Linked DNA regions of Mus musculus: all the other regions are linked to region 1. A link is a loop called in an ENCODE intact Hi-C map of the cell type or tissue named here. Cell type or tissue: heart. All regions are shown on one strand. Region 1 overlaps Tiam2 (T cell lymphoma invasion and metastasis 2). Region 2 has its middle 53 kb from the start of Gm34035. Region 3 overlaps Gm34035 (a long non-coding RNA gene).

What was found. Peaks named below come from ENCODE experiments on the same cell type or tissue, not always from the same donor. Only the 100,000 strongest peaks of a DNase experiment are listed, where the experiment ranks them.
Region 2: a loop joins it to region 1, with 17 times the contacts of the local background. A loop is called at or near these places in 4 of 42 quality-filtered maps.
Region 3: it touches region 1 in a loop (4-fold over the local background); 15 of 42 quality-filtered maps call a loop at or near these places.

What each region holds. Positions count from the first base shown.
Region 1 is chr17:3,508,679-3,511,178 of GRCm38, reverse strand. Tiam2 (T cell lymphoma invasion and metastasis 2) reads right to left here. Exons shown (of 27, transcript NM_001122998.1): 20 at 1,599-1,778; 21 at 4-122. Among named protein-coding and RNA genes, the nearest start is that of Cldn20, 23 kb to the left of the region's middle. In heart, a CTCF peak has its summit at 1,137 (motif pointing right); a DNase peak (open chromatin) is centred at 1,138.
Region 2 is chr17:3,229,194-3,231,693 of GRCm38, reverse strand. No RefSeq gene overlaps it. Among named protein-coding and RNA genes, the nearest start is that of Gm34035, 53 kb to the left of the region's middle. In heart, a CTCF peak has its summit at 1,373 (motif pointing left); a DNase peak (open chromatin) is centred at 1,243; H3K4me3 peaks cover 618 bases; H3K27ac peaks cover 443 bases.
Region 3 is chr17:3,272,661-3,275,160 of GRCm38, reverse strand. It overlaps Gm34035 (a long non-coding RNA gene), which reads left to right. Exons shown (of 5, transcript XR_001782146.2): 3 at 1,806-1,933. Among named protein-coding and RNA genes, the nearest start is that of Gm34035, 9.4 kb to the left of the region's middle. In heart, a CTCF peak has its summit at 1,221 (motif pointing left); a DNase peak (open chromatin) is centred at 1,250; H3K4me3 peaks cover 302 bases; H3K27ac peaks cover 808 bases.

The DNA.
Region 1 (2,500 bases):
GACTTCCTTCTCTGTGCCACTCTGCTCTGCCACCAGCTGGTCAAACACCATCCCGTAATCCTCGTAGATCTTCTGCATCTCATTGATGTGACTGGCGACTTTTTCCATGGCCTTTAGTGCTTCTGAAAAATATGAGAGTATGCTTGCTTATTCTGAATCCTATCACATGCCAACATGGGAGTCCAGCTCTCAGCAAATGGTAACGTGATTGAGGTACAACCCATTTAACGCAGGTGTAACGATCGAGGGTAGTCAGACTGTCTTCTTCCTCAAATCCTCTCAGAAATGAGGTGACTGTGAAAAGTGCCATTCATAAAGCTAGCCTTGGCCCAGCTACACATCTTAACTGTTTTATGTGTCCCCAAAGAACACAATGACTGTAACCAATACCATATTGCAGAATATAAAACAGAGCTCTAGAGGAAAAATAAGTAGTGGCGCCAGAATTGAACCCAACATGTCAGGCCTCGGGAGAGCTGCTCTTCTAGGCAGTGTCTCCTCTAAACTACCTGGCAGGCTAGGAATCCAGCATAGTTGCTCAGTTACAGTGTCAGAGGACAGGAGGCAAGACTCAGTGCTAGCACCTGCTTCAAACACATAGACCTAGAGTCTGGCTCTCCAGTTCAAGGAAAAAGTACAATACTTCTGGTGTCTGTAAATTACAAATACCCAACTGTCCAACTGTGAGCTCAGTTGTTTGCATTCTACTTGCTATTTGTCTATAACTTGGGCAAGGGGCATATGAGGGACAAAGGACTAATTGCAATTTATATCATTTACTTGTACAATTTTAGCATTCATGTAAAAAAAATCCTGGCTTCATTGGTTATAATACCAAAGTATGTATACATTGGAAAAACAAGTTTGCTTTATATTCTTCTCAGTTCAACTAACCTGCTGCTGTCTGGGAATGTTGTTGTGGCTCAACTAGACCTGCTAGCTTTAACATGTGGGAAGCAAATCACTTCCTCTCTGAGCCTAAGGGACACTTAGCTCTCATCTCCAGAGCCTGGGTGCTATTGTCAAACCATACCTCAGGTCAGTTCATTGTAGCCATCCCCTGTGAGACACCAGCCACCAAGGTATCAGCTGCCACTGGATGCCTGTTGTTGGCTGAGCACTACTCAAAGATCTCCACAAGGTGGCACCCCATGCAGCAAGCATGAGCCTTAGCTGTAGCACAGCCAAGGCCACAGAAAGTGCAAGAAAGACTTCTTATAGCACTGTTCACTGGCCAAGTGACCTGTGGTCTTCCACTTCAACTCACTAGACCTAAATTACATAAGTTTAAAACTTTAAATCAAATCGCCCCTCTTGATCAATTTAGTAAGAGCAATCTCACTGCTAGATTGCCTGTAAGCCAGGTGCAGTTATGTACACCTTTAGACCCAGCACTCAGAAGAGAAGGGAGACATAGCTCTGTGAGTTTCGGTCTACATTGAGCACCTCGGGGGATGGCTACATTGAGCTGTTTTCTTTTGTAGTAGATGTAACTGAGATGAGCAGTTACAGTACCGGGGATGCCTGGGGAAGAGCTATGGACACCCAGAAAACACCCTTGACCAGCTTGAATACAAGCAGCCTCCCTCCAGCCTTACCTGTCAGGTGATAGTGTTCTTCACTCTCATGGTCAGTCAGTGACACTAGCTCCTTGAGAAGCAGAGGATACTTGAGCACTCTCTGAACAGGCTTGATGAGATAGGACTCCAGCGTGGAGGAGTGCTGCTTGGTGGGATTTCGGGCATCCAGAAAAGCCTTGAAGGCCTTGTCCGTTTTAGCTGTAACCAATGGATAAAAGATCCTTAGGAGAACATGGTGGATGAATTAAACTGCATTTTACATACTTCCACGGTCCTAATGCCATTCAATAATAAAACCAAGTGCTTCCATGGGTCAAGTACACAGTTCTAGGGACCAGAGTAGAACAGAGCAGCAAGCCTCTTTGTCACACCACTGACAGAGCCTGCAAGTGAAGGTAGCTTACTAGGATTGTAGAGGAAATGTACAGTCCACACTCTAGAGAAGGATGTGACGTCACAGTGTAGCCTTGAATACCCATGATTGGTCTAGGTGGCCTAAAGATGGACTTCAACTACAAGGAAAGCATTAGCTCTCCTGCCCTCGCACTTACTCTATATACTATTGAAAAGTAGTGTCACCCCACCTCTGAAGCCTTCACCACACAGCTCCAAGCAGACCAGACCTGCTTACAGTTCTTCCCACCAAGTGTGGCGTGAGGATCCCTGAGCAGCCAGAACTGTCTCTCTCCCGTGTCAGTGTTATGACGGGCACATATGATTGGGCAGCCAACACGCTGCCCATCACACCAGGTTTCCCTGGTTGCCATTGGCAGACCAGCCATTTAGAGTCCAACCAGTTTGGATGAAGAAATACCCTGGTTTAGGTTATATCTCAAGGATAAAATCAATAGCACACAGATGACACTGACTGCCGGACCACGTAAGTGTCAAGATGATGGTCCTTCATCTTTATGGCAAAG
Region 2 (2,500 bases), 280 kb after region 1:
CTTCAGGCTGTCTTCAAACTCCAGATGCATGTCCTGGTATGTGTGAGCCCTCACATGGATACATGTAATTAAGATATTTAAAAAAAAAAAGTTTCAAGATGCTCCTGTGGCACACATTGGGCTCCCTCCCCCAGAACTGGTGTATCGGAACCTTTAATCACAGAGACTTTGGTGGTCAGATTTCTGTTCTATACAAATGGAACCATTATTGCTCTGAATTCTTGAGTTGAACACCATTTCCTTATAATCGACAAGGCAGATTTCTAACATAAAAAAATTCACCAGTATATTGAAATATTACCATGAAATATATATATATAAAATTCACCACCCTTGAATACAGAATAAATAAATAGTAACACATCAACACAACTCACTAAGAAGGGTAGCTGCAGGTGATTACTCCAGAAGAGAATATTGGACCAGCGAGGGAAGCTCACTGAATGAGCACAGGAACAACTTCAAAGAAAAAAAAAGGAAAAAGAAAACTTAAGTAATTAGTGGTCATATACCTGTCTTGTTCCTTGATACAGAACCTATGGGTTAATTAGAGAGGACGCATAATAAGCTCTTTTGATCCCTAGGGTGTAAGAATTATTATGCCCTGCTCTGCTTGGAGATTACTTAGAAAGTTGACGGAACCCGCAGCCTGGGTGTTCCGTGCATCCCAGGGTACTTACTGGGCTTCAGGCTTTCTGGGTGCTACTTTGGTGGGCACACCAGGAGGCTAGTGCTATCAAACTGATGCATCTATAGGGTACCAGAATCAAGAAGGGCATATCGGGTCTCAGTCGTCACCCAGGTGAAGATGGTAGCGCCGGAAGGACCTGAGAGCATCAGTGTGTCCTGCAGGAGTGCTCCGAGCCACTGCTTGCGGTAGCACCTGCTAACTCCCAGGCTTGTGGCTTCCACTGCGCTCCTTTTGCCAAGACCACCAGGCTAGCCCGAGACTTAGATAAAGTGGCTATCTGCTAAGGGACACATCTCAATTGTATTCACAACAGAACTGTGGTTTGTTCTTAAACATTCATACCAGCAAACGCAGAGAACCTTAGAGGAAGGGACTCTCCCAGCAGACAAGACACCTCAGAGACTAACAAGACAGGAATAACAAGCACGTGACTGCGAGGAGGCAGCCAGCCACTTCCAACTCAGCACGCATGCGTGTGGGATCAGCTGACTTGCCCACGTCTCTTATGGGAAGATCAATGATACCACAGAGCTTTATCTGCAGGCAAGGGGCTGCATTTAAGGGTGACTGTGCGGAGTGGGAGGGGTAAGCACTCAGAAATAGCAGTGATAACTAACTGGCTCTAGAAGGCACCATGGCAGCCCTGGTTGCCTTCCATGGGGGCACAGTGACCTCTACTGGTAGAGACACAGAGTGCTGATGTGATTTTTCTCCCCTAAATGCGTGTGCCAAGTCGGCCACATGCATTTGAGCACACAACAGAAAGAATAGTACAGTGAGCGCTTCAGCTTAGAAGTTTATCCTGCATGCAATACAGAAAGAACACTGCCTTAGTTATTGAAGCAGCTATTGAAATATTTTTGAGGTGTCTCCAGCATAACTGGTTTCCACAGGCACCAACCATGGAACGAAAGAGTACATCAATATGTGTTGAAACTCCCCAGGGCTAAGTCTTAGGTAGCCCACTTTCTTGTGAACACTTGTTTTCCTGTTTTCAAACCAATGGTTAAAGCTTTGGACTTTCCCTTTAACTCCTAACAGTTGCCAGACATAAACTGTAGACATTTTCAAGTTTATATATATAGTAACTTGGATAATTAAAGTTAACCTGGACATTAAAATAATGTCAAAAGACATACCTCACCCCAAGGGCCCTGAAGCTCCACCATGTAACCATGGGAACACATGTGGACCAGAGACAGAAGCTGGGTGTGCGAGCCGGTGTACAAGTGTACAAGAACCAATGAAGGTATTCCTAAATCTCACAGGCTGAAATAATTTCCTTAATAACTTTGTTTTTCTAAGTTTCTACTGCAGAGAATGAAGTAGTATAGAATTCAGAGTGACACCGTTCAGTGATGTATATTAAAAGTCCGTCCTGACACCAGGGAAATAACAGCTTCTTTTAATCCTCCCTGCTTTTTGTTTTGTTTTGTTTTTGCTTTTTTTTTTTTATCACACATGATAAAAATTACTGCAGGCTAGTGAGTCCACCTCTCCACAGAAATCACTTGGACTGGAGAGAAGGCTCAACCGTTAGAGACTAGACTCACTTCCAAAAGTATCAGAAAAGACACACAGCCTCGGCACAGAGCTTACGGAGAGGACTAGGGAAATGAAGGCATCCTTACTTAACTTGGTAAATACATCAGCTTTTTGTTATTCCTACTTGCTACTATGCTCATACTTGCTGCTGTATTTACAAGATAGGACCAGAGACCCAAGGGCAAATCAAATGCCATCCTTGATCCAAGGAGCCAGCAGCAGAACATTTTAAAAACTCTTCCTTAAAACACAAAGTTTTTCATC
Region 3 (2,500 bases), 240 kb after region 1:
GAAACCCTGGGCGTCAGGGCCCTGAGGACCCTGCTCCTTTGACAGCTTGCTGTGCTAGGGAGCAGGGAGCAGACCTTGCAAGTTGCTCCATGGAAAGAGAGAGATAAGGGGGCTCACCGTCCTCGAGTGGAAGCAATTTACTCCACCAGGCTACAGGGTTGACCTCAAGGGTTTAAGTGAACCCTTCAGCCGCTTCCTTGCCCCGACAAAGACCCCCGGCTCCCTCACACAGCAATTACAATCAATCTCAAGATGTCCTTCCAGCAACAAAGGATGCCGAGACGACTGCTCTTCATTAGCCAGGAAAATTAAATCAAGACCTATTGTGTGCAGAGTGCTCATTGGCTAGCGGCAATCTAGATGAGGGAATGAGCTTGTTTGTCTAGCATTTCCAACCGAGTACTGATGAAGAGATGCAAAAATTTACTGGTGAATTCACAATCACGGTTGGGTAGGGGTGGCAGACCACTTTAGTGAGTTTCTAAGGGGGGCTAAGAGTGTTCCCTTCCCAGCCCGTAAGGGTAGTGTGGGCATGGTGGGGCATGTCTCTAATCTCAGCACTTTTGAGGCAGAGGCAGGAAAATCATACCTTTGAGGACAGCCTGAGAGACCCTGTTTCAAATTCTTCCTGCCATCTCAACAGCCCCGCTGCAGTAAGCCCACATGGGAAATGGGTCAGAGGGACTTCCCTTAAATGATCTTTATAATAATCCTAAATTCCTGAGGCCTCAAGACCTATGTTCCTGTGAGCTTAGGTCTCTGGGTAAGCAGTTCTGTTGCTGTTATACCTGCTGCGAGTGCCTCTCTCTCTCTCTCTCTCTCTCTCTCTCTCTCTCTGGCTTTTGTGTCTGTCTGTCTGTTTGCTTTCCTGTCTGTTTATATGTGCTTTCGGAAGTCCGATCCCCTAGAACTGTAATTATAGGCAGTTGTAAGCAGTCTGACATGGGAACCGAACCGCTGCTTCCTGCAGCATACTAAAATAAATAAATAAATAAATAAATAAATAAATAAATAAATAAATAAATAAAAAGTATTCTAAAACTTGAAAACAAACGAGCGCCTCGGCTTTCTGCACTCTCATTTTGTCTCAGCGTGATCGTTCTATGGATTTCCTCCGGCCTCACATAGGACTGCAATCCTTATTTTAAAAATACTGCCTTCCCAGACCCAGATTCAGGCATAGCTAGCCGAGAGTAGATTAAAGGCTTGTGCGGAGCGCCCTCTTGAGGCAGTCTTTAGAGATGTCGAAACTCTCGTTGACTAGCCCATGGCGGTAAAACTCCAGTCTTAGCAAGCAAGGCCTCATAAGCATAGTGAAACCCTGGGTGTCAGGGCCCTGAGGACCCTGCTCCTTTGACAGCTTGCTAATGAAACTCAATTCAAAGATAAAAGTGTTGGGATGGCTGCACTGTCCCCTCGCTAGAACGGAATTCCTTATCTCTGAAGTCAAGGTAATCGGTGGCAGGAAGATACAAAAGCGCAAAGGCGGACTGAATGAATTTATGTGTACAAAATAACAAACAGAAAAAGGCGGCTGACAAGGGTAAGTGGTTACAGGGCTTGAGTCTGTCTGCCAGTTCTAGATAGTGTTCCTTATCTAGGAGACTCGAGGGGCAAGATTTCTCCACCGTGAGTTGCGGGCTGTGAGTGTGTCACAATGCTTAGGGGCTGTGTTTGTGTATTTGTTTGTTTGTTTGTTTGTTTGAGACAGGATAATAGTTAGCCCAGGCTGGCCTTGAATTCACCTCCTAGCTGAGTCTGGGTTGTTAAAACACTAACCTGACTGTCTCGCGCTTCCCCTCTAGGCTGAGTGTGAAGATCCGCCTTGCCACTTAGCAGTGTGTGAACTTGCTAAGCACCCCTGCCACCCTCCCAGATCATATGCACAGCGCTGATAGGAAAATGCACTTCAGAGGGTTGTGAAGAGAACCAGGTAAGGAAATGTACATATAGACCTCTGTATAGGGAGCTAAAAACCATCATCTGCATTTATGGGCTTTGTTAGTGAGAAACAAGATGGGATCCTTTTTGTAAAATTATCATAATGGTTCCTTTTATCCCTGATCATTGAACCCTTTCAACTTAGACCAAAAAAACAAAAACAAAAACCAAGGTTGCCATCATTGTGGAGTAGGAACAGACTGAGTGTCGCACAGGTGGAAGGTGATTCCTGGCCAGCAATGGGGGCTCAGGCCAGGATTCATTCAAACCTTAGCTCAGTTAATGATGTCAGCACGTTATGTTTGAGGTTCTGTGCTCCCTCTGTGAGCCTTGTGTCCTGTTCTTCTGGAGATGCTGGGGATGAGATGTCTGGATTGAGAGTTGGTCCCAGACCCCCTCTATCTACCAGCCTGGCTTGCGAGCAGACGTAATATAATGATCACTCTCTCTCTCCTGTGATCCTGGCCGCCAATCAACCGATCACTGATCCGAAACGCTGGCTCTCCTGGCTGATAGGTTCACTTGCTGACCTGTTTGCCTCGAGTCTATCCCTGTTCAC